2 separate regions of the Homo sapiens genome follow, and region 1 is linked to region 2. The links are chromatin contacts, found by Hi-C in ENCODE. All regions are on one chromosome and are shown on one strand. The core of a region is the stretch at or near the end of the contact, and the rest is flanking DNA. Distances in the headings are between cores, read along the strand shown. Region 1 has its middle 47 kb from the start of EHHADH. Region 2 holds the start of POLR2H (RNA polymerase II, I and III subunit H).

Region 1 (7,336 bases), core at 579-3,078, 940 kb after region 2:
CTACTAATAATACAAAAATCAGCCAGGTGTGGTGGCACATGCCTGTAATCCCAGCTACTCGGGAGACTGAGGTGGGAGAATCTCTTGAACCCAGGAGGCGGAGGTTGCAATGAGCTGAGACCGTGCCACTGCACTCCAGTCTGGGCAACACAGTGAGACTCCGTCTCAAAAAAAAAAAAAAAGAAAAGAAAAGAAAAAGAAACAGGTTCTTATGTAGTCACAACTAAACAGGGTAGGAAGATTGGGAGTTAGATGAATTAGACTTCAAGAAATTTTTCACCAATACAGTAACCAAAATAAGAGCTACTCTCTCTCTCTCTCTCTGTGTGCATACAATTAATAGATATTGTACAGTACATGTCTTTCTGTTCATGGTATGTATAGTTTCCTAATTCTGTCTTTTTTTTTTTTTGTCTTTTAAAACTGAGTCTGAGAATTATTGCCATGTCTGCAGGCCAGAGATAAAGCAGGGAACGTGGCGACGGACTACAGGCCTTTCAGTAAACTCTGCAGTACCTCACTAAACAAAGCTGGTATTTTTGAGGCAAAAGATAAGAATATTTAGCTAAATGGTGTTCCACTTGCAAAATGTGCTAGTTCTTATTTGATTTTTTTCTTCTTTCTTAGAAAGCTTTCTCTTTTCTATCTTTTACTTAGAGATAAATATTACATTTGAAGTCACATCTGTCCCACACCATTTTTTTCAGGGTTGAAAGAGGAAAACTAAATGAACCATAGACTTAGGGAAATAATGGAAATATGTATGTTTTAAAAAAACCATTTATGTTCCACGTATTTCAAGGAAAGGAAATGAGGAGAAACATTAAGAACACCACAGAACCATTAAAATGGACAACTCAAAGGGAAAGTATTTTACCAAAAGCATTATGTATAACATGTTGCTGATTAAATTTGTGTTGTTATATTTAATGTGTAAGTATACATTATCCTAACTAATTTAAAATATGTTTATTGAATTTACTTTACATATTTTATTTATTTGATGGAACTTTATGTTCATTTTTTAAGAAGTCAAGTATCTCCTCATTTTGGCATTTGATGAGTAACGGGAGAAAACCTGAGAAGAGACAGAAGTAATGCAAAGGTCACCGTATCTTCCAGCATAAGTGATGTAGAAACAGAAAGATCTTATTTTCAGTCAAAGTGGTGAAGTGGCAGAAAGAAAATATCCCCCAACTGGTTTGCTGACACTAATTTTGCCATATAGTGAGGACAAAAAAAACATGTCTAGGCGTTTAACTCATTATCTCCTAAACTATGGTACACAGAATGTCTGACACAACTGCAAGAGATTTTGTAAGCCAAAAGGGTTCTGTAATGACATGTTTGGAAAATGTTGCAGTCTTTTTTGAAAGTTTATAGTGTATCTTAACACGTTCCAAACGTGTAATCACAATTCTTTTTCGCTCATAAAATCTATTAATAACCCTTGGAATCATCTTTCAGGAAATGCTGAAAATTTTGCTTCTGTTTAGGATGTAGAATGTTGCAAGAGAACATTGTTCCCATCATAACAATGAGAAAAATCTTGATAATCCACAAAGTCATGATGCTTCTTGAGCTCATCAGAGAGTTGAGGTCACAAGGCAATCAGATGAACTGAAATTCCAAAGAGAGGCAAGCCCTTTTGAAGAGAGACAGGACACAGAAACTGTGTTACCTTTGGCAGAGCATAGGAGGAAGAGAAGGCACCGTAAAGGTAGGTAAGAAGAAAGCAGCTAAAACTGTAATGAATTCTTAAAGGCTGAATGTGGGCTAATGTAACATTTCAGAATAACGGGAAGCCCCAGTCACAAAAGGAGCCTGCACTCACTTGCAAGCTTTCTTCTGTGGGCCCTTGTGTTACTTTCCTAGGGCTGCCAGAATGAAGTACAGCAATGTGCTGTGTAACAACATTTCAGTCGATGACCCCATCTTCATATTGCTATCTTCTCTGTATGTCTGTCTGTTTTCTCTCTCTCTCTCTTTTTTTTTTTTTTTTTTTTTTTTGAGACGGAGTCTCGCTCTGTCGCCCAGGCCGGACTGCGGACTGCAGTGGCGCAATCTCGGCTCACTGCAAGCTCCGCCTCCCGGGTTCACGCCATTCTCCTGCCTCAGCCTCCCGAGTAGCTGGGACTACAGGCGCCCGCCACCGCGCCCGGCTAATTTTTTGTATTTTTAGTAGAGACGGGGTTTCACCTTGTTAGCCAGGATGGTCTCGATCTCCTGACCTCATGATCCACCCGCCTCGGCCTCCCAAAGTGCTGGGATTACAGGCGTGAGCCACCGCGCCCGGCCCTCTCTCTCTCTTTTTAAAACAATTTTTAAAGATACAGTACAGTAGTGTTAACGGTATATATATTGTTGTGAAACAGATCTCTAGAACTTCTTCATCTTGCAAAACTGAAACTCTGTACCCCTTGAATAACTCACCTTTTCTCTCTTCCCCATTCTACTAGTAGCACCATTCTACTTCCCATTTCTAAGAGTTTGACTATTTTTGATACTTCACATAAGTGGAATCATGCAATATTTTTCTTTTTGTGGCTGGTTCGTTTCACTTAACACAGTGTCCTCAGAGTTCATCTGTGTTGTAGCATATGATAGGATTTCCTTCTTTTCTTTTTTTTTTTTTTTTTTCAGACAGAGTTTCACTCTGTTGCCCAGGCTAGAGTGCAGTGGCACGATCTCGGCTTATTGCAACCTCCGCCTCCCCGGTTCAAGCTATTCTCCTGCCTCAGCCTCCCGAGTAGCTGGGACAGGCACCCGCCACCACGCCCAGCTAAGTTTTTGTATTTTTAGTAGAGATGGGGTTTCACTTGTCTCGAACTCCTGATCACAGGTGATCCACCTGCCTTGGCCTCCCAAAGTGCTGGGATTACAGGCGTGAGCCACCACGCCCGGCCCTATTTCCTTATTTTTTTTTTCTTTTTTTTCTTTTTCAGATGGAGTGTAGCTTTGTTGCCCAGGCTGGAGTGCAATGGCGCCATCTCGGCTCACTGCAACCTCCAGCCTCCCAGGTTCAAGCAATTATTCTGCCTCAGCCTCCTGACTAGCTGGGACCACAGGTGCCTGGCATCACGCTGGCTAATTTTTGTATTTTTAGTAGAGACAGGGATTCACCATGTTGGTCAGGCTGGTCTCAAACTCCTGACCTCAAGTGATCCACCTGTCTCAGCCTCCCAAAGTGCTGGGATTACAGACATGAGCCACCACGCCTGGCCTACCTTCTTTTTTAAGGCTGAATAATATCCATTGTGTGAATATACCAAATTTTCTTTATTCATCTGTTGGTGGACATTTAGGTTGTTGGCTATTGTGACCAATACTGCAATGAACATGAGCGTGTGAATATCTCTTTGAAATCTTGTTTTGAATTCTTTTGGATATATACCCAGAAGTGGGATTGCTAGGTCATATGGTAATTCTATTTTTAATTTTTTGAGGAACTTCCCTACTGTTTTCCATAGCAGCTGCACTATTTTACATTCCCACCAACAGTGTACAGAGACTCCAAGTACTCTACATCCTTACCAACACTTATTATTTTTATTTATTTATTTATTTTTAATTAATTAATTTTTTAACAGTGGTCATCCTAATAGGTATGAGGTGATACTATTCTGGTTTTAATTTCCCTTTCCCTGATGGTTATTGATGTTGAGGATCTTTTCATATGTTTGTCGGTCATTTGTATCTCTTCTTTGGAGAAATGTCTGTCAAGTTCTTTGCCCATTTTTAAATTGGATTTTTTTTTTTTTATTATTGAGTTGTAAGACTTCATTATATTAATATATTCTGGATTTTTGTCAAGTTCTCTTGAGAAACTTTTTAAGGTTGCCTTTTCACTCTTAGATTATTTCCTTTGCTGCATGTAAGTTTGTAAGTTCGCTGTAGTCCCATTTGTCTAATTTTTGCACTTGTTGCCTGTGCTTTTCATGTCAATATCCAAATAATAATTGCCAAACCCAATGTCATTAAGCTTTTCCCCTGTGTTATCTTCCAGGAGTGTTATAGTTTCAGGTCTTACAGTTAGGCCTATGATCCATTCTGAGTTCATCTTTGTAGTCAAATTTTATAGGACCTTTGTATGGCAAGGGTCCAACTTCATTCTTTTGCATGTGGACATCCAGTTTTCCCAATGCCATTTGTTGAAGAGACTGTCCTTTTCCCATTGTGTGACCTCAGCACCCTTGTCAAAGATCATTTGACCATATACATGAGGGTTCATTTTGGGGCTATTCTGTTCCATTGGACAATATGTCTGTTTATGCCAGTACTATTCTGTTTTGATTACTAAAGTTTTGTAATATATGTTGAAGTCAGGAAGTTTGAGGCCTTCAGCTTTTTCTTCTTTCTCATATTTTTTAAGGCTATTCAGAGCCTTTTGAGATTTCATATGAATTAAAAATTTTTGTTTTCTATTTCTGCAAAAATGTTGTTAGGATTTTGATAGGGATTGCGTGAATCTGTAGGTCACTTTAGGTAGTATGGACATTTTAATAATATCTGTAGGTCCCTCTAGGTAGTATGGACATTTTAATAATAAGTCTTGCCAGGCGCAGTGGCTTACGCCTGTAATCCCAGCACTTTGGGAGGCCAAGGCGGGTGGATTACTTGAGGTCAGGAGTTCGAGACCAGCCTGGCCAACATAATGAAACCCTGTCTCTACTAAAAATACAAAAAAAAAAAAAAATTAGCTGAGTGTGGTGGTGCACACCTGTAATCCCAGCTACCTGGGAGGCTGAAGCAGGAGAATTGCTTGAATCTGGGGGGCAGAGGTTGCAGTGAGCTGAGATCCCACTACTGCACTCCAACCTGGGTGACAGAGCGAGACTGTCTGAAAAAGTAAATAAATAAATTAACAAATAAATAATATTAAGTCTTCACTCCATGAGTATGGGATGTCTTTTCATTTATTTGTGTCTTCTTTAATTTCTTTCAGCAATGTTTTATAGTTTTCAATGTACAAGTCTTTTCCCTCCTTCTTTACATTTATTCCTAATTATTTTATTCTTTTTGATGCTATTATAAATGGGTTTGTTTTCTTAGTTTCGTTTTTCAGATTGGTCATTGTTAGTGTATAGAAACACACTGATTTTTGTGTTTTGTATTCTGAATCATTGATTTTGTATTCTGCAACTTTGCTGAATTCATTAATTTTTTGTGGAATCTTTTGGTTTTTCTACATATATAATCAAGCCATCTGTGAACAGAGATAATTTTACTTCTTTCTTTCCAATTTACATGCCTTTTATTTCTTTTTCTTGTATAATTGCCCTGGCCAATACTTCCAATACTATGTTGAGTAGAAGTGGTGAAGGTGGGCATCCTTCCCTTTTTCCTGATATTAAAGGGAAAGTTTTCAGTATTTCACCATGGAGTGTGACATTGGCTGTGGACTTTTCATAAATGGCCTTTATTGTATTAAGATAATATCCTTCTATTTTTAGTTTGTTGGGTGTTTTTATCATGAAAGGAGATTGAAGTTTATCATGCTTTTTCTGAATCAGTTGAGACGGTCATATGGTTTTTGGCCTTCATTGTGTTAATGTGGTATATTATATTGATTGATTTCATATGTTAAGCCATCCTTGTGTTCCGAGAATAAATCCCACTTTATCATAATGTATAATCCCTTTAATATGCTGTTGAATTCTGTTTGCTAATATTTTGTTCAGGATTTTTACATCAGTGTTCATCAGGGATATCAGTCTGTAGTTTTCCTAGAGTATCATTGTCTGCTTTTAGTATCAGGGTAGTGGTAATTAGTTTGGAAGTGTTTTATCCTCTTCAATTTTTTGAAAGAGTTTGAGAAGGATCAGTGTTAATTCTTCTTTAAATGTGTGGTAGAATTGTCCATTGAAGGCATCTGGTCCTGGCTGTTTTTGTTGTTGTTGGGAGGTGTTTGATTACTGATTCACTCTCCTTACTAGTTACAGGTCTTTTCCAATTTTTTTTTTTTTATGATTCAGTCTTGGTAGGTTGTATGTTTCTAGAAATCTATCATTTTTTCTATGTTATCCAATTTGTTTGCATATAATTATTCATAGTACTCTCTTACAATCCTTTTTATTTCTGTGGCATCAGTTGTAATGTCTTCTCTTTTGTTTTTAATTTTTGTTATTTGAATCTTCTCTATTTTTTACCTTAGTCTAGCTAAGGATTTGTCAATTTTGTTGCCTTTTTTAAAAAGACAAGTTCTTAGTTTTGCTGATTTCTTTCTATTATTTTTCTATCCTCTATTTTATTTATTTATGTTCTATTTTTTATTATTTCCTTCCTAATACTAATACTGGGTTTAGTTTATAATTTTTTTTTGGTTCCTTGAGGTGCAAAATTAGGTTGTTGATTTCAGATCTTTCTTCTTTTTTATTGTGTGTTTACCACTAATAACTTTCCCCCTTAGTACTACTTTTGATGCATCCCATACCTTTTGGTATGTTGTGCTTTTGTTTTCATTTGTCCTCAAGATATTTCCTAATTTTTTGTGATTTCTTGTTTGACCAATTAGTTATTGAGCATATTGTTTATTTTACACATATTTGTGAGTTTTCCAGTTTTCCTTTTGCTGTTGATTTCTCGTTTTGTTTCCTTGTGATTGGAAAAGATGCTTGGTATGGTTTCAGTCTTCTTAAATTTGTTAAGACTTGTCATGTGGCCTAACGTGTTATCTGTCCCAGAGGATGTTCCATATGCCCTTGAGAAGAATATGTGTTCTGCTGTTGTGGAGTAGAATATTCTGTACGTCTGTTAATACCAATTGGTCTGTAGGGTTGTATAAGTCATCTGTTCTCTTATTGATTATCTGCCTGGTTGTTCTATCCATTATTAAAAGTGGGGCATTGAAATCTCCTACTATTATTGTGTTACCATCTGGTTTTTCTTTCAGTCTGTCAATGTTTCCTTTATATATTTGGGTGTTCTGCTGTTACAAATATAAATACATATTTATAATTGCTATTTCTTCCTAGTGAATTGACCCTTTATTATATAATGTCCTTCTTTGTCTCTTGACAATTTTTTTTAATTTCAAGTCTCTTTTATCTGATATTAGTGTGGCCACTTATGTTCTCTTTTTTTTGAGACAGAGTCTCTCATTGTCACCCAGGCTGGAGTACAGTGGCGCGATCTTGGCTCAGTGCAACCTCTGCCTCCCGGGTTCAAGCGATTCTCCTGCCTCAGCCTCCCGAGCAGCTGGGACTACAGACATGCGCCACCATGCCCAGCTAATTTTTGTATTTTTAGTAGAGATGGGGTTTCACAATGTTGGCCAAGATGGTCTCAATCTCTTGACTTTGTGATCCGCCCCCTTCGGCCTCCCAAAGTGCTGGGA
Region 2 (7,265 bases), core at 340-2,839:
AGAAAGAAGGGGATGAGAGAGGAAGAAGTACGGAGGAGGAAGAGAATGGAGAGTATTAAGAGGCAAGCACGGTGTAGGAGGAGGGAGGTGAGAGTGGGAGAGAAAGACAAAGGGATAGGATGGTGAAGGGGGGCGGGAGCAGGCTGGAGCACAGAGTGCCCGGGACAGAGCTCGACCCTGAGAGCTCATTCCAGAGACAGCTGGAAGGGACGGAGATGGAGAGGTGGCTGGTGTTAAGAGGCACCATTTCAGAGGCCAGGTGCCTGGCTTCCTTGACCATGCTCCTATCCTGGTCTGGGCAGATTGGCAAGTGTCTCCTACCCCATCCCAAGGGTTGGCCCCTCTACCCTTGCTCTACTCCCACCTCTCCCTGACATCCTGATTCATCCAGCTACTTTCTCCTAACTGGGCACCTCCCAGACTTATAGCCTCTCCTCTCCAAGACGTTCCCTCCCTGCCACCTTCCTGGGCAAATTCCAGCCCAAGCTGGTAAAAAGGAACCACGGGCCCCTTCCTTTCCCTAGGGCTTGGGTCTTCCACCCCAGTGACATGAGGAGGGTCACGTGGCTTCTCAAACACCAAGTAACAATGGGGGCGATAAGTCAGCTCAGAGCCCAGGACCCCTGCTTCTAATGAGGTCAGGGGACACACCCTGGGGTGGGTGGGGGCTGGATACCCCGCATCAGCATAGACAAAGGTCCCAATTCCCACACCCATTCCTGCTTCACCCACCCTCCCTAAAGCTCCTGTCCCCCAGAGTGGCAAGCCACCTTTTTCCAGAGTCAACTGAGGGGCTCCTGGAGCCAACGCTGGGTGTGGAGCCTCCAGAGGTAGGGTCTGGGGCTGACCATCTTTCTACACACTCGATTCTATGCTTAGCATGGTGCCATGCACATGGCAGGGACACAGAGAATGTCTTGGGTGGTGGAGATAGTGGCGTAGAGAAAGTTCAATGGTGTGAATGGTGCCGCGGAAGGGGCAGTGGGGTGCTGAGACTTGGGCCCAGGTGGTGAAGGGGAGGTGCAAAGAAAACGTGCATGTTGTGGGGTGAGGGGAAGGACACCTGAGACAAGTACCTGGTGTCCTTGTCCTCTGCAGGCCCTCAGCCTCAGCCAGAAACCAGCATGCAGTTTTCCATCCCTTCGGCCCTGCAGCCTCAGACTTCCAAGCCTCAGTTTCCCCAGCTCAAAATGCTAGGACAGGATTAGGGTAGGCCCCTGGTCCTCGCGCTTCCCAGGGTAACCTGGAGCAGGGGTCCCGGAGCGCACTCCTGGGGCTCAGCTCAGCTTCACTTACCAGGGTCTGCTCGTACTGCAGCGCCCGTGGCTCCATCCCTTCCTCCGCCGCCGCGGCCGCCATCTCCGCGCACTGCCCTCTCGCCTCCCTCGGCGGTTCCGGCTCTGTCCTGGACTCGGCTCCCGGCCCGCAAAGTCCGCGCCGGCAGCCGTCCCGTCCCCGCAGCCCGGGAGGCCGAGAGCAGAGTGCGGCGGGCCCCCGGCGGGCGCCGCTGGCGCAGCCTCCCGCTCGCGTCCCCTCCCCGGCGGGCGGGCCGAGGGCGGTGCCCTCTGCGCTGCTCCGCCCGCCGGCCCATCCGGAGGGGACGGCCCAGCCAGGCTGGGGTCCGCGCGGGGCCTCCCGAGAGGCGGCAAGGGGCGCTGGGAAGGCGCAAGCCCGCGCCGGCTCCCTGCGGATGCCCGGGTCGGAGAGGGGCGCCCGGGAGGGGCGGGTCTACTGGCACGTGGAGGGGCCGGCCCGGGTTCGCGGTTCCCCGTGCCCAGGCAGGAGGGGCTGCAGACGCCTGAGCTCCGTAGGGGTTGGGGCTGGGGGCTGCGGAGCTGTCTACATCGGACTCCTCCGGGTCAGCCCGTTAGGAGCCGCCTCCCCTCTGCCCCTCCGAAGAGACGAGCGGCCCAGACAGGCCTGGGAAGGCCCCTCTGCCCCGTCAGGGGTGAAAAGCAAAGCTGGAAGGATTCGGAGAGGGTTGGGGCCGTCTTCCTCATCCTTCCTTTTCTCGGGGCTCCCGTGGGTAGGTGCACTTGGAGCAACCGGGCCTGCGGGGTGTGCGGGGGTGGAGGTTGGGGAGGGCACCGGAAGGGGTAGGCCGGAGGGAAGGGAGCTCCAGGTGCCGGGAAGTCTACTCCTGGGACGCGGGCGTGGGTCGCTTCTCCCTGGCTGGGCCCAAGGAGGAACCCAAGTCGCTGCTTCCATCCCTCCGCTTTGGGGGAACTGCCTGCTGGTGTTCTGGGTTCTCTATCAGGGGCTGGGGAAGGATAGAACAGAGGGCGGAGCGCGCGCAGGGTGGATGGGCAGCGTAGAGATAGTGTGAGAGGAGCGAGGGCAGCGCCCAGGAAACGCACAAGTGTGCGGGAGAGCCAGCACCAGGAGTAAGGGGCATTTGGGAGGCAGAGGCGGGGCTCAGGGGGCGGGAGCAGTGCCCGGGAAGGGGGGGCCTTGTGATAGAAGCCAGCACTCAGGAGGAAGGGCCAGTGTGAGGGAAGAGCTGGTATCCAAGGGACAGGGCAGTGCCAGGCTGAAGGGGCACGGAGGGGATCCGTGTCCAGGAGAAGGCAGTGGAGGGGGAACGCGCAGCACTAAGCTGGAGGGGTAATGCCCGGGGGAGGGGGGTGGCGGGAGCCCGGCTGAAGGGGCGGTGTAGGGGAAGAGAGCAGGGCCTGGGGGGAAGAGGGAGGGCAGTGGTGGGAGGGTGCAGTACGAGAGGAGGGGACAATGCAGGCTTTCCTCTTCTCCATAGCGACGTCATGGCAAATTCCCAAACTGGACGGATCCGGCTCGGGTTACGTCCAGCAGGGCCGAGCCGGCCCAGGCCGGCCCCGGGGTCCTCGGTGCCGGCTGGAGGGGCTGGGCACCTCTGGGGCGGGGTTCTGCTCCACCTGCCCTCGGCGCGGACTGTGCCCTCGGCGGGCACGCGGACCGGCGGGGTAGGGCTAGGGCCCGGCTTCTCTGGGCCAAGGATCAAGGTCCCTGCCTGGGTTAGGCCCCCACGCATTCCAGTCTTCGGAACCCGGCCTCTGAAGAGGGCGCAGTAGGGCCCCAGCGGAGCGCGAGAACCCGCTCTACAGCCTATTGCTTCCCCGCCCTGGGCAGAGCCACCTGGACATGAGACCCGCCCTCAATGCCGAAGCCTCTCGGAAGCAATCTTTCGGGACGGAAGTTAAGTAGCCCCGAGCGGGAGGCTGTGGCGGAAGTGGTCGCGTTACCGCTTGTTTGTGCGCATGCGCCACTCTCGTCTGGCCGCCGCGCTTTCAGGAGGTGCTTTTGGTTCTCTCCGGTCTTGTCCACGCTAGGGGGTGCACGTACTCCCAACTGTGGTCGCGCTCTCACCCCTTCTGCTGCTCTCGTGGCCCCCTCGCGATGGCGGGCATCCTGTTTGAGGATATTTTCGATGTGAAGGATATTGACCCGGAGGGCAAGAAGTTTGACCGAGGTAAGTAAGGTATGTAGGGGCGGTTTGGAGGAAGAGGCTAACCTCGCGGACATGCCCCTGGGCCCCGTGTCCACCCAGCTCTTGTGGCCTGCCCCTACCAGCAGGTCCTGGTGTAGGGACCTCCCTCAGTAAACATTTTATGGATGAGAAAACGGAGACTCCCGAGCTCTCTCTGGCTTCACGCATGCCGTGCCCGGTGCCTGGGTGGCCTTTTGTCATGGTGCTGGCAAACTCCTAGGCATATTTATAATCGCTACCTGCTCTGTGCTAGACACTGTCTTGTGAGACCAGCCTGGCCAACATGGTGAAACCCCGTCTCTACCAAAAATACAAAAATTAGCCTGGCGTGGTGGCGGGCGCCTGTAATCCCAGCTACTTGGGAGGCTAAGGCAGGAGAATTGCCTGAACCTGGGAGGCGGAGGTTGCAGTGAGCCAAGATCGCGCCACTGCACGCCAGCCTGGGCGGCAGAGCGAGACTCCGTCTCAAAAAAATGACAGTCCTCATGAGGTGGGTGGTGCCTTTCCCATTTTTCTCTGAGAGGTTGAGTAAACCACCCAAGGCTTCACAGCGAGTAATCTGACTTCAGAGCCTATATTCTTGTATTGCCCTCAGAATCTTTAGCGCTTTGTGAAGTCTTCTTTGAGTTAGAGTTAGCTGCTTGGTATATACCTTTTTTTTTTTGAGACGCAGCCTTTCTCTGTTGCCCAGGCTGGAGTGTAGTGGCACGATTTTAGCTCACCACAACCTCCGTCTCCCGGGTTCAAGCGATTCTCTGCCTCAACCTCCCAAGTAGCTGGGATTACAGGCATGCGCCACCACGCCTGGCTAATTTTGTATTTTTAGTAGAGACAGGGTTTCACCGTGTTGGCCAGGCTGGTCTCAAACTCCTGATCTCAAATGATCCACCTGCCTCGGCCTCCCAAAATGTCGGGATTACAGGCATGAGCCACTGCACCGGCCTACACCTCTTTATTTTGTCATCTATCAATAATTTTCTCTTTGATGTCTCTTTCTTTGCCTGGAGACTAAGATGTTTTTCAAGACGGATACCAGTTCTTATACATCTTGGTCACTCCCCTCAGCACAGTGCCTAGCATAGAAAGAGAAAACCTTTGGATGATTGAATAACTTGCCCAGAGTCAGGTTCTCAGTCATCCAGGCAGGCTTTGCTGCTGGAGTATCTTTGGTTGTTTTCTGGGGATTACGTTCGCTTGCCACAGTTTTTCTCCCCTTTTCCTTCTTGCATATCTGGTTCTGATTGAGCCTGAATTTCTATGAGAGCAGATGAGAGACCACTGGATGTAGACTGGGTTAGATTGAGTATCCTGTTGCATACAATCCCACACTGTAGGATCTGCCTTGGCAATACCTCTGTCACTCTTTTCCTGCTTCTCCCCAGTGTCTCGACTGCATTGTGAGAGTGAATCTTTCAAGATGGATCTAATCTTAGATGTAAACATTCAAATTTACCCTGTAGACTTGGGTAAGTATTGAATACAGACAATAATAAGAGACTTTTTGCTGCTTCTGCTATTCTTTACTCTCTGATATTGCTGTTATTTTCAGGTGACAAGTTTCGGTTGGTCATAGCTAGTACCTTGTATGAAGATGGTACCCTGGATGATGGTGAATACAACCCCACTGATGATAGGCCTTCCAGGTGAGGGAGTGGAGAAGGTAATACTTGAAATATGCCTTGAGGACTAAGTAGATAAGTGATATAGAAAGACTCTTCTAAAATTCCTGGAATAAATGATGATCAGCAGAATCTGAGTAACCTTAAGGAAATTTCTGCACTTAAGAATTCAAACAGGCCAGGCACCGTGGCTCACACCTGTAACCCAAGCACTTTGGGAGGCCGAGGCAGGAGGATTGCTTGAGTCCAGGAGTTCAAGACCAGCCTGAGCAACATAGCGAAACCTCACTGCTACAAAAAAGAAGAGAGAAAAAAAAAAAAGGCTGGGCATGGTGTCATGTGCCTGTAGTCCCAGCTGCCTGGGAGGCTGAGGTGGGAGGATTGCCTGAGCCAGGGAGGTTGAGGCTGCAGTGAGCCATGATTGCACCACTGCACTCCAGCCTGGGTGACAGAGCAAGACCGTGTCTCAAAAAAAAAGAAAAAAATTCGGGCCGGGCGCGGTGGCTCACGCCTGTAATCCCAGCACTTTGGGAGGCCGAGGCGGGCGGATCACGAGGTCAGGAGATCGAGACCATCCTGGCTAAAACGGTGAAACCCCGTCTCTACTAAAAATACAAAAAAAAATTAGCCGGGCGTAGTGGCGGGCGCCTGTAGTCCCAGCTACTTGGGAGGCTGAGGCAGGAGAATGGCGTGAACCCGGGAGGCGGAGCTTGCAGTGAGCCGAGATCCCGCCACTGCACTCCAGCCTGGGCGACAGAGCGAGACTCCGTCTCAAAAAAAAAAAAAAAAAGAAAAAAATTCAAACAACCAGGTATTTATCTATAACAGTGATTACATGCTTGTGAGTTGCAGCCTTTTGAAGGCTGAGGAGGTAACTGCTGAGTGACCTAGGCCATGTGGGTCTTGTGTCTTGGGAGGGAGCTTGGTGTGATGGAAAGACTTTGGCACCCCACTTGAGTTCATTTCTCAGCTCTACCACTTATTTGTTGAGTAACCTTAATCTCCTTCAGCCTGTTTCCTCATCAATAAAATAGAGATGGTCATGCCTAGCTCATGGGGTTGCCATGAGGACTAAATGACATCATGTTTGTAATGTGCCTGTTGTTATAATGCTGGCATTTAGTTACCAGTAACCATTTTTTTTTTTTTTTTTGAGACGGAGTCTTGCTCTGTGGCCCAGGCTGGAGTGCAGTGGCGCGATCTCAGTTCACTGCAAGCTCCGCCTCCCGGGTTCACGCCATTCTCCTACCTCAGCCTCCTGAGTAGCTGGGACTACAGGAGCCCACTACCACGCCCGGCTAATTTTTTTGTATTTTTAGTAGAGATGGGGTTTCACTGTGTTAGCCAGGATGGTCTCGATCTCCTGACCTCGTGATCTGCCCGCCTTGGCCTCCCAAAGTGCTGGGGTTACAGGCTTGAGCCACCACGCCCGGCTGACCAGTAACCATTTTTAAATGGGATCTTTTATATTGTTAATTACTGTTAAGAATAACTTTGCTGCTATTGCTCCATAGGGCTGACCAGTTTGAGTATGTAATGTATGGAAAAGTGTACAGGATTGAGGGAGATGAAACTTCTACTGAAGCAGCAACACGCCTGTAAGTTACGTAATCTTGTGAGGATTCTTTTCCTCTTCCATGTTCTGAGACTTTGAGCTATGCTCCTGCTTCCTCTGTTGAGTCCCTCTCCTCAGGCACCTCAGACCGAGGTGGGAACTAGAAAGAAATAGTTCTGGGAGCAGTTTCCAGTCTGAAATGTAGACTGCCCTTTGTCAGGCCCTCCTGGCCCAGTGGTCCACATGAGAAACTGATTATCTCACTGTGTAAAGTGCAAAGGAGACTTGCTTCCCCAGGAATAAATGCAGCATTAAGTGATTAGACTGTTAGGCTTTGTGTGTGTGTGTGTGTGTGTGTGTGTGTGTGTTTTGCTACTCTGTAAAAGGCTGTGTGTGTGTGTGTGTGTGTGTGTGGCTACTCTGTAACCCAATCCCTAGTTCCTTGGTTTTCCTGTCCAGCTATTTTTTCTTTTCTTTAAAGTCTTATTAAAACAATATGTGCTTTTTGTAAGTAATTTGAAATGCAGAAGAGTAATGTGAAGAAGGAAAAAAAAGTCACCTGTAATTCCATATCCAGAGAGAACCTTTTACATAGACTTTTTTGCATATCCTGGTGTTCTGTTTTTTT

Evidence for each region. Hi-C counts contacts between places; a loop is a spot of excess contacts on that map. Pooled maps may share reads with other maps.
Region 1: a pooled map shows a loop between it and region 2 (2.2-fold over the local background). The contact joins the enhancer-like site here to the promoter of POLR2H in region 2. A Hi-C loop is called at or near these places in 1 of 168 maps with a recorded cell type or tissue (naive thymus-derived CD4-positive, alpha-beta T cell), 1 of 37 single-sample maps with no recorded cell type and 11 of 50 pooled maps.

Annotation. Positions count from the first base shown.
Region 1 is chr3:185,297,568-185,304,903 of GRCh38, forward strand. It overlaps a transcript of MAP3K13 not described here. Among named protein-coding and RNA genes, the nearest start is that of EHHADH, 47 kb to the left of the region's middle. Within about 2 kb of position 1,829, at least 4 of the 41 ENCODE cell types and tissues checked have a DNase peak (open chromatin) inside an H3K27ac peak, as active enhancers do.
Region 2 is chr3:184,360,121-184,367,385 of GRCh38, forward strand. POLR2H (RNA polymerase II, I and III subunit H) reads left to right here and starts at 1,590. Exons shown (of 6, transcript NM_006232.5): 1 at 1,590-2,026; 2 at 2,753-3,445; 3 at 4,846-4,929; 4 at 5,013-5,106; 5 at 6,597-6,680. The coding sequence starts at 3,373. It overlaps CLCN2 (chloride voltage-gated channel 2), which reads right to left and starts at 1,485. Exons shown (of 24, transcript NM_004366.6): 1 at 1,297-1,485. The coding sequence starts at 1,359. It overlaps LOC124906311 (a long non-coding RNA gene), which reads left to right and starts at 207. Exons shown (of 3, transcript XR_007096193.1): 1 at 207-637; 2 at 744-830; 3 at 1,099-1,191. RefSeq lists enhancers at 1-142, 3,480-3,599, 3,960-4,029 and silencers at 1,260-1,849, 2,410-2,679, 2,750-3,019, 3,080-3,259.